2 separate regions of the Homo sapiens genome follow, and region 2 is linked to region 1. Evidence: chromatin loops called from intact Hi-C (ENCODE). Cell type or tissue: HCT116. All regions are shown on one strand. Each heading gives the region's core, and the rest is flanking DNA. Links, peaks and the distances in the headings are about the cores only. Region 1 holds the start of TRT-AGT6-1 (tRNA-Thr (anticodon AGT) 6-1). Region 2 holds the start of TRK-TTT4-1 (tRNA-Lys (anticodon TTT) 4-1).

What was found. Hi-C counts contacts between places; a loop is a spot of excess contacts. Peaks named below come from ENCODE experiments on the same cell type or tissue, not always from the same donor. Only the 100,000 strongest peaks of a DNase experiment are listed, where the experiment ranks them.
Region 2: a loop joins it to region 1, with 2.6 times the contacts of the local background. A loop is called at or near these places in 9 of 110 quality-filtered maps.

The regions. Positions count from the first base shown.
Region 1 is chr6:27,159,669-27,165,051 of GRCh38, reverse strand. It overlaps TRT-AGT6-1 (tRNA-Thr (anticodon AGT) 6-1), which reads right to left and starts at 2,781; the gene lies at 2,708-2,781. In HCT116, for the core only: CTCF peaks have their summits at 2,798 and 3,004 (motif pointing left); a DNase peak (open chromatin) is centred at 2,721; H3K27ac peaks cover 405 bases.
Region 2 is chr6:27,589,900-27,595,282 of GRCh38, reverse strand. TRK-TTT4-1 (tRNA-Lys (anticodon TTT) 4-1) reads left to right here and starts at 3,397; the gene lies at 3,397-3,469. It overlaps TRX-CAT1-6 (tRNA-iMet (anticodon CAT) 1-6), which reads left to right and starts at 2,391; the gene lies at 2,391-2,462. RefSeq lists silencers at 639-933, 2,337-2,426, 2,399-2,693 and an enhancer at 2,667-2,876. In HCT116, for the core only: no CTCF peak of the experiment used is centred there; no DNase peak of the experiment used is centred there.

The DNA.
Region 1 (5,383 bases), core at 267-5,266:
AAATGAACAAAGTAAAGTTGTGACTAAGTTAACATTTAAATAAATAACTGAAATTATGGCTTATTGCATCTTGTTTAATATCAAATATATACTAATAATAAATACAAATAAAAATATGTGTTGGGATGGTTTGCTAATGGAACAAGCATGCCAAGTTTGTATTTTTAGGTACTTAAACCTTGAAGACACAGTTTAATCAATTCCTTATAAGGTTTTCAATAGCAGCATTCCAATTCGCGTGGTCCTTTAAATATTAGTCTTCTGAGAAGTGAATTGATGGCCACCGGAGAATTAAAACAAAGAGCAGAAAGCTTTTGAGATGAAATGCTCTGTGTGAAGAATGTTCTGCCTGCTCTAGAGTACAGAAAATTATTTAAAAAGTCATTAAAACATCATATTTCAAGATTTGATTTATAAATCGATATCTTTAAAAACCAAAGCTACTGCTCATAAACTGTCAGATATTTTATTTTCAAGTGTTTGTTTTTGTTTTGTTTTGTTTTGTTTTGCTTGAAGGCTTTTTTTTCTGAGACAGTCTCATTCTGTCACCCAGGCTGGAGTGCAGTAGTGTGATTTGGCTCACTGCAACCTCCGCCTCCTGGGCTCAAGTGATTCTCGTACCTCAGCCTCCCGAGTAGCTGGGATTACAGGTGCACACCACCATGCCTGGCTAATTTTTGTATTTTTAATAGAGACGGAGTTTCACCATGTTGGCCAGGCTGGTCTCAAACTCCTGACCTCAGGTGATCCGCCTGCCTCCCAAAGTACTGGGATTACAGGCATAAGCCACCAAACCCAGCAAATCTTTTGTTTATTTTGGTTTGTTTTATTTATCTTATCTTACTTTCTTGTTTATCTTGCTTTCTTGAATTCCTTTTAATCATTGTCTTTCTAAGAATATTTCATGTCACTATAAAAATTATTCACTGAATCTCTGTTATTTTGCAAAGCTTTAAATAACATTGACACCATATATTCTGTGTCATCTTCTGTCATTCCTCTTAATTTACTTCTCCCTTCTTTCATAAATATAACAGGGGGAAGGGAGAATTCTACTTCCTCATCTTTCAAAACCAGGCTGTGAGACAGTCTGCAAATATGTTAATAATGGAGGAAGCTTCCTTTCTTTTCTTTTCCATTTCTTTTCTTTTACTTTTTCTTTTTTTTTTTTTTGAGATGGAGTCTGGCTCTGTTGCCCAGGCTGGAGTGCAGTGGTACGATCTCGGCTCACTGCAATCTCTGCCTCCTGGGTTCAAGCGATTCTCCTGCCTCAGCCTCCTGGGTAGCTGGGATTACAGGCGCATGCCACCATGCCCGGCTAATTTTTGTATTTTTAGTAGAGACGGAGTTTCACCATGTTGGTCAGGCTGGTCTTGAACTCCTGACCTTGTGATCCACCTGCCTCAGCCTCCCAAAGTGCTGGGATTACAGGCGTGAGCCACCGCACCGGACCTGAAGCTTCCTTTCAATGTGTAGGTTGAGTTTGGAGTAACTGACAGGTGTCAGGTAGTGAGAGTTTGGTATGTGATTTGTGTGTTCCACTTAATATTTCAGACACAGGTTGTTTAGGGCCACTTAACTGAAATGTACCTGAGAACATATTTGTTCCTCTCTGAGCTTTTAGTAAGCGTAGAGCAAGAATAACACTATGACATGTAATATATAAATCTTAAGATATTTTCAGCCTTCTTTGAATTTAGTTTGCAAGAAGGAGAGAATACTGTAGTATTCAAGTTTGTATTTTTATACTTAAACTTTGAAGACATAGCTTAATCAATTGTTTACAAATTTTTCAATAGCAGCATTCCAATTTTCAGGATCCTTTAAATATCAGTTTTCTTAGAAGTGAAGCTGAGGCTTGTGACAATCTCTTTTGCTCACATTCCTTTGAAAGTAGGTGGGAGAGAACTGCTATGAATAAAATGAGAAAGCAGAATTCAGATTTACTCTGAAGTATAAATGATTTCAGGCACAGTGCAGGACTACTTTTACAGCAGTGAAAAGACTATGACTCTGGTAGAACTCTGATAATAACATTTGAAATCTCTTTAGATAAAACTGAGAAGCCTAATGAGTAGGCCAGTGCTGTAGAGGGTACACTTTAGTTTATGAACTGCAATGCCACTTAAGATTCAGGAAAGTCTTCATTCATTTGTGATTTATTTCCTCGAGATATCATTGAGTCCCTAGATCCTAGATGCACAAATAAGACAATTCTTAGGGTCATACAAAACAGAAATGGTGAGAATATAAATTGCACTGTTGCTCTCTTGTTTTCAAAAATCAAAGTGAATCAGACTCCAAACAAAATGCCATGACTTATTAATTATTTGCCTGACACTGATAATCAAAATCTATCATGTAGCTGAAAATGATGGCTATCAAGGTTAAGAGGCTGGAGACTGAACGTCTACAACAGAATTTGAAATGTTACTCTCTACTATGTATTACAAGATTTTTTTTTTGTACAACTTGTATATCCCCAGTCTTACCTGTCATCAGCAAACCCATTGCTTTTTACCAACAGAAACTTTATTAATTTTTCCCTTCATCCCAACCCTTTCATATTGTGATGCAGTTACCTGCAAGGGACTCTCCATAATTGTGCTAATCGCTCAATACGGATTTCACAACCTATAAATTCCTTAATGCATTTTCAACATATGTATTTGCAACATACTATTGAAAATATAAAATTGAACACGTAAGGCCCCGCTGGGATTCGAACCCAGGATCTCCTGTTTACTAGACAGGCGCTTTGACCAGCTAAGCCACAGGGCCCCTGTTGGGCATATGTTCAGATATATCGTATTTATAACATTTTTGTAAAATGTATCAATTTGACAAAAGTGTACTTAATTTTGTGACAAAGAAAGCACATCTGTGTTTCTGAACCAGCAACAAAGCAGCAATTCCAACACTAAAAAAAATACTTTTCTTCAATGCAAGATTTCAGAATTTATTTCAAATTGAAATGAGTGAAATTTCTATTTCATGGTGACTATCTCCCCCTACAGGAAATATTGGATATCGCAACATATTTTAAATTTATTTCTCTGTTCGTGCATTCATTCTGTCCACAAATGTTGAGTCATTACTGCATTTCAGGTACTTTTCTAGGTATTGGAGAAAGAACATTGAATAAAACAGCAAAATTTTCTTCCATTATTGAATTTATGTTCTACAGGGAGATAAAACAACAACAAAAAACACCCCAAAACAAACTAACCAACTAAAAAAATCCAACAACAAACAAAAACACAAGTGATATGGAAACCAATCTCTTTACCGCTGGGTTATAGAACCCACGACACTACCTTCTGAGCTAATTCACTGCAATTGAGTAAAACCATTATGCTTCCTTCTATTTTATCTAATCTGGCACAAGAAAGTGAGCCTAGACGAGGACACAGTGATGTCGTGGAGATCTGTGGTCACCCTGCTTCCCACTTACCCAAACTAGGCACCTTGAGACCCTCTGTTTCAAAGACAGCTTTGGTCTCAACAGGAGATCTGCTGTTAGAAACAATGAGTTAGGTGTACACAGGGAGTTCTCCTGGATGGATATCTTTGCTTCTGTCATAGTCTTGTTCTGCTCATTTGCCTGCTGGGTTAAAATAGACTCAATTTCTAGACCCACATAGATTGTAAAACTGCGTGGATGATACAGAGAAGTAGAGAACAAAGTAGAGTACAATGTGATAGCCCTCACAGGATGCTGTGGGAACCTCTCACTTGGGCCTCACAGAGTTGCATGACCTTTTATCTCAGGTTCTTTGTCAGTTTAATGAATGCAGAAGGAGTCATGGAATGTTTAGCTGAATGCAGCTTAGCATGGGGAAAAGCAGATGAAACCAATATCCTGAAATATTTAAATAACTGCCTGGTGCTTTGCATATGCATTCATTAAGCATCCACAAAATGCAAGACCCTGGAAAGATGAGAAATTACTTAGGTTGAGGTTGAGTTTTTATTTTTTAACCAAGCCTGGTGTTGCTTCTGATTTATTTCCTGTGGGTCATGAACCTCTACTCACTACCTAGCTAATCACAAAGCCAGGTTATACCAATTTTTCAGCTTTATTGGCTGAGGTTTTTTGTGAAGCTTAGTTATGTATTCCCCGACTTCTGTTTCTCACTGACAGGTGTTTCATAAATCTTGGTATGTGTAAAACCCTGGAAGAAAAGCCCTTTGTTTCTCCTTTTGGAAATCTTTCCAAGATACAAGCAGACATTTCAACATAAAGTAGGTGCTGGAGTGGTGTGGCTACAGATAGATTGCTGCACCCTTGAGAGAAATTAACACTACGAAACCCCTGCTTAAAGTGTTTCATCCGGATTTCTGCTGACATTAGAAGGAAAGTTCTTTTCCTGATTCCCTGACTTTTGGGGCTATTCTTTCTAGAACCTACCTTTTCCCACAACATCTGTGTCTTCCCTAAACTTATGGCCTATCATAGCAAACATTTTGGCCAACATCCGCCTTATAAAAAGCCTTGCTCAGATCTTCAAATAAGCCTCAATACTGAGGACAGACAAAACCCTTCTTATTATTGTTAGAACTACCTTATCAGCATCAAAGAAGCACAGGATTGTAGTCAAGTTAAATAGATGCTGAGTCTGGTACCAGTCTTTGCAATATTACTACTGCATGAAGGCCTTCCACCACTTAAGTAGCAATGATATTTATTTATTTAGCTCCAAAAATGGCTTATTTTATTATTTTGTTTGTTTGTTTGTACCTTACTGAGCTAGTGCCATCATGCATTTACCACCCTTAAATCTTTAGAACAATCTTAGAAGGTGGTAACTTTCATTAATTTCCATGGAGAGATGAGAATGATAAAACATAGAAATATTAAAAAGTCATTTCAAGACCATGAATGCCATAGGTAGAGTAAAACAGTTTTCTTTCTGAAAATGTGGTTGGCAGACTGTGTAAGATACTTCCATACCAATATTAGTGCATTCATAAAATGCAAGCTTTTAATCTCACAATTCCCCTGTTTATACCAGATTTCTAGCAATGCTCACTCAAAGCTGCAAAACATTATTGTGAACCAGAGAACTTCACACCTCTAAGATAAACATGTGCTTTGCACTGAGTATCATATGGTACACGCCAAGCAAGCTCTCTACTTTTCGAGCAAATCATACAGCATGGGTTTTATTGAGCCCTATTACTCACTTGTCACTACAATTTTATTCTGTAATAGATCTAGGACCCTAGCTCTCTCACTAAGAGATAGCCTCTGAGTCAGAGTCCATAGATTTCTGCTACTCAGGCCAGTAAGATCTGAGAAAATGTGTTCTGGAGAATTGCAAGATCAAAATGTTTATTGCTTTAGCAGTTTTATCATTCACTTGTGGCAAAATAATTGACA
Region 2 (5,383 bases), core at 146-5,145, 430 kb before region 1:
GGAAACATCACAGGTAAGGGGGTTTCTGGCTAACCTGGCCTGATAGGATTCTTGAAGGCAGGCCAGGGTGATTACATCACTGGAGCATGGTGGAGGATGAGGAACCTGATCAGATATGAAGGGTGATCAGATAATAGAGGATGAGGGATTCTGGCTAAACTGACTTAACACGATTATTGTTAAAAGTGCGCAATGCAGAGCTACAAACATTTAAGTCCAAAAGTCAGAGCTTTTGTTGAGAAGAGCCTTCAGAGGAACCTGACTAGAGTTTGGTCATGAAGAGAATCTTTGTCACTGTTCAAAAAATGTCTGATAAGTAATTAAATTATTAGAGATTAGTTGATATATTATCTAAATGTGTTAGTAATTTAAATGGTTTGGCATCTTTTCTGACTTGAATTTTATAATATTTAGATAATGTAAAAATAGAAACTTATAGCAGTATTAAGCATTGGGGTTTCAAAATGAAGCCTCCAAATTCTTCCCTTGAGGACTCCAAGCTCCATCTTTAAGAATCCAGGGTCTGATGTTTCTTTCTTTTTTCTTTTTCTTTTTTTTTTTTTTTGAGACAGAGTCTTGCTCTGTCGCTCAGGCTGGAGTGCAGCGGCGTGACTTGGCTCACTGCAAACTCCGCCTCCTGGTTTCAAGCAATTCTCCTGCCTCAGCCTCCCTAGTAGCTGAGATTACAGCCATGCGCAATCTCAGCCATGCCTGGCTAACTTTTTTGTATTTTTAGTAGAGACGGGGATTCACCGTATTGGTCAGGCTGGTCTCGAACTCCTGACCTCGCGATCCATCCGCCTCGTTCTCCCAAAGTGCTGGGATTACAGACGTGAGCCACCGCGCCCGGCCCCCAGGGTCTGATTTTTCAAGTATGAGAACAAGATAGTAAAGAAGCCTGAGGGGAGCCCAGCAAAGAGAACCAAACACCACTGAAATTTGGGGAGCAGAACCAGCTATATATTTTGCAGGGCCCAGTGAAAAATTAAAATGAGGGAGCCCTTGTTCAAAAAGCAGGAAGACAATGCTGTTATAATTATGAATATATACTGATATGGGTGTGAGCTGCAGGCTCACTCCCACCAAGACACCCTCCTAACTCACCTGGGCTCTGCCAGTCTGCCAGCCAGTGTCGGGAATGACAGCCATTATGCCACACCCCAGAAATCCCGGGATTAGGCTGCAGGAACTTAATCCCTCTTCTGTAGACCCCCTAGGGGGCTTTACTGCTGGAGGCAGGTGGGGAAGAGGGGTCGGGAAAGAGAGTGGGGAAGGATGTCAGTTAGCAGGGCAAATTCGTTGCTGAAAACCCATCCAGGGGAAGCAGAGCTCTTGGGAGTCAACTCTTCGGCAGAACTCTTGGGAGCCAACAGACCCCCATGCCTAAGCATGCTACATTGTCATGTTGGCTATAGCTTACAAAACATAAGTTTAAGGATAAAACTATTGAGAACTTCAAGAGAGTCATTACAAAACATTAAACCCCAAGAGTAGGACTGGGTGTGTGTGTGTAGGGGTGCTCGGGGGATGGTGGTAAATTGTGCGACTGCATAGATCTCAGGCCCATGAAGCTCACCCCATTGGGGAGCTTAAATTATACACAGAATCTTTAAAACAGCTTTGCGCAATTCCTTGGCTGGAAGAACCAAGACTGACAAAAACGGGTCCACAGACGCACCTAGAAAGCGATCTGAGCCTCAGTTTTCCGACCCAGTGTCCAAAGGCCAAGTGGACAACACACACACGCTCTCCTTGTAGTTAGGAATACCCATTATGATCTTTGTGAAAGAAGTTTCATTGTGGTGGGGACACGGAAAACTGAATCTTCTTTGAGTAGGCATGTCGTCTCCACGTCTGCCTCAATTCCGCGAGCAACGATTTTCAGAAGTACATGCATTTCCTTCTCTTCCGTTCGCTGCATCTTCAGTTTCTCCTTAGTCCCTCCAACCTGGCCGAGGACAGGGCCACAGGACCACACAGTGCCCTTGTCTTACCAGGGACACGGAGGAGTCAAGGTGTTCCAAATGCAGACAGTGAGTGCACTATGGAAGGCGTGGGAAGCAAGCAAGCAAGCAAACAAACAAGCAAACAAACAAACGAACAAGCCCTGAATTCTAAATCCAACCCTAGAAGTCGGTGTATGAGAGCCTAACGGTTTGAAAATCAAGTTCCTGAGAAAGGATTTCAATCGGTTTTCTTAAGTTGCAAAGGAGCAAACAACAAGTTGTAGGTGACTATGTTGAGAAGGAAACGTGAGACAACTCGAGGATGAAAGACAGAGACTAGAGAAGATAAATGGATAAGGAAGAAAAAAATATTGACGCAGCTGGACAGCGGTGTTAGGAGATGTTTAAGTTACTTGGAGATAAGGCACAACAGCTGAAGGGGACAGCAGAGTGGCGCAGCGGAAGCGTGCTGGGCCCATAACCCAGAGGTCGATGGATCGAAACCATCCTCTGCTAGGTGCCTGTTTTTTTCCTCCAAAACACTGCATCTTGCACTTGTTAGAGGTGCTTTAACACCTCTCATGAATGACTGAAGACCTACAGTGACCGAGGGAGTAAACTCTGTTTTAACTGCCTGGTGCTTTCTGAAACCTAGTGGTTCACTTTCAAAGAACGGAAGCATAAGCGGAGAAATGAGTGAATCTGCAAATGGGAGGTCTGAAAAATAAGGCGGTAGAGGAGCAGAGACCGGTGTGAAGAAGGGAAAGACTGAGGAAGAGGTGAAGAAAAAGAGAGCGAAAGATGAAGACTAGGTTGGGCGACCGGGAAAAAGATATTATAAAATTTTGACGTGTGTTTTGAAGAAGGTAATTCCCCAGACAGAAGCGGGTGTCACTTGTGTGTTGCTCTGGCATTACGATTCCAGGAAACTTCATCTCTTAAAGAGCTAGGAAAACACCGGAGGAAACAACGGGAATTGAACTGCTTCCCTTGTGACATAACAATCTTTCTTTACCCAAATGTTTGATACTTCTGAAGTTTCTTCCCACTTATCGAAGTCATTGTTGAAATGCGTACCTTCTGCCTCCAACCTTCTGGTAAGCTGATGAAGAAGCCTGGGCGTCCGCTCTAAAGCCGCCTTTACCAGCCAGCTACGATCTCTAAGGGCTGCTGTTCGCAATAATGAGCTGCGGGATTATTCACTACCGAAGGGGTCCCACTCTATTCTGAGCCCGATTTTCTTCGTCATTTCCCCTGTAATAAATACTACACAATAATTTTATATTTAACGAATAAACAGTTTGAGGTTGAAATGAATGTTCAATATAATAAAGCTCGGCTGCAGTGCTGAGGCACAGGTATATGACCAGAACGCTTGGAAGAACCTAATAATTACTGAAATCATGAGCCTTATTAGCACTTCTTAGTGAGTTAGAGCCCAGTGTAGAGAGCCTGGATAGCTCAGTCGGTAGAGCATCAGACTTTTAATCTGAGGGTCCAGGGTTCAAGTCCCTGTTCAGGCGAACTTCAGAAGTTTTACTTCAGTTAGGTCTAAACCCATCCCATTTGGGAACATTTTGTGAGGAGAAGGAAATATCACAAAGGCCGAAACAGACAAATGCATCGCTTTCTTCACTAAATTATGCTTTCCCAATATTATTTGAAACGTATCCCCAAGATTTCAAGAGAAGAGGAAAAGGACATGATATAAAAATAATAAACTGGTGATGGAATGACTGGGAAATGGACCATTTTAAAACTCCCTTGAAATGGCTCATTAATCCAGGCATGGGGGAGCACTTTGGGCAGTCTTGATTAAAATCCAAAATCTTTAAGAGCAGTGACCTTTGCATAGCCTGTCTCTGTGGTTCCTTGGAGTTTAGACCAGCTCTTCTTTCACAGAAAATTTGACCACTTTGCAACAGTTCCCAGTTGAAAAACTCATTTCCAAACACTTTTTGAAATAGTATTTTCTGTGTTTACATTATTTCTGTCATTATCCTGGGATTTGGATTATGGTTAATGACCCTGATCATGGGCTTCTAGTGCATGGCTTCTGTGGGCAGCACGCTAAACAACGCCACTATGAAACAAAGGTACCAAGAGTTCAACGTTGTTGATAGTTTTTTTTGTCATGTCCCTTTTGTCTTGAGCCTGACAATATTCAGTCCAAACACTGCATTTGGATCCATTTTGTAAGGTCTCGCCCTTTCTTTTTCAGTTATGTGATTCATTTGAAGTAATCAGGTCCATTTTGACTCTTTCCCCTGACCTTGTTTATTTTTTTATTTTATTTTATTTTTTTGAGACGGAGTTTCACTCTTGTTGCCCAGGCTAGAGTGCAATGGCGTGATCTTGGCTCCCTGCAACATCCACCTCCCAGGTTCAAGTGGTTCTCCTGTCTCAGCCTCCCAAGTAGCTGGGATTACAGGAGCGCCACCATGCCAGGCTAATTTTTGTATTTTTAATAGAGACGGGGTTTCACCATGGTGACCATGCTAATTTTGAACTTCTGACCTCAGGAGATCCGCTCGCCTAGGCCTCCCAAATTGCTGGGATTACAGGCATGAGCCACTGTGTTCAGCCTATTTTATTTTTTGTACATACTTAAAACATAACATCATTTTAAAAGTTAAACTGTGCAAAAGAGACATACTCGAAGAAATATCACTTCCCTTCATTGCTTCTTTTTCTTTCCTTCTCCAGCTTTTTCAACTCATTCTCATCTACCCCCTATAGGTAATCCATTTTACCAGTTTCTTTTTTATCCTTCCTGCACCTCCTTTTGAATAAGCAGGCAGACACATACTTATTTATTTATTTATTTGTTTGTTTATTTATTTTTAGACCAGGCTGGGGTGCAATGGCGCGATCTCAGCTCCTGCAACTTCTGCCGCCCGGGTTCAAACGATTCTCCTGTCTCAGCCTCCCGAGTAGCTGGGACTACAGGCGCGCGCCACCAGCCCTGGCTAATTTTTCTATTTTTAGTAGAGACAGGGTTTCACCATGTTGGTGAGGCTGGTCTCAAACTCCTGACCTCGCAATCCACCCACCTCGGCCTCCCAAAGTGCTGGGATTACAGGTGTGAGCCACCACGCCTGGTGATACATACTTTTTAAAATGTCCTCTTCTTTCTCAGACGAAAAATATTATACTATATTGTATATATATTGATTTACAGTATATAGATATTGATTTGCTTTATATATTGTATATATATTGATATCTATACAGTATCTATAGATATATACATATTGTATATATAGTATCTATAGATATATACATATTGTATATATAGTACCTATAGATATATACATATTGTATATATAGTATCTATAGATATGTACATATCTATAGATAGTATATGTATTGATTTACAGTATATAGATACTGATTTGATTTACTTTTTTTGTTTAGCAATATATCTTTGAAATCTC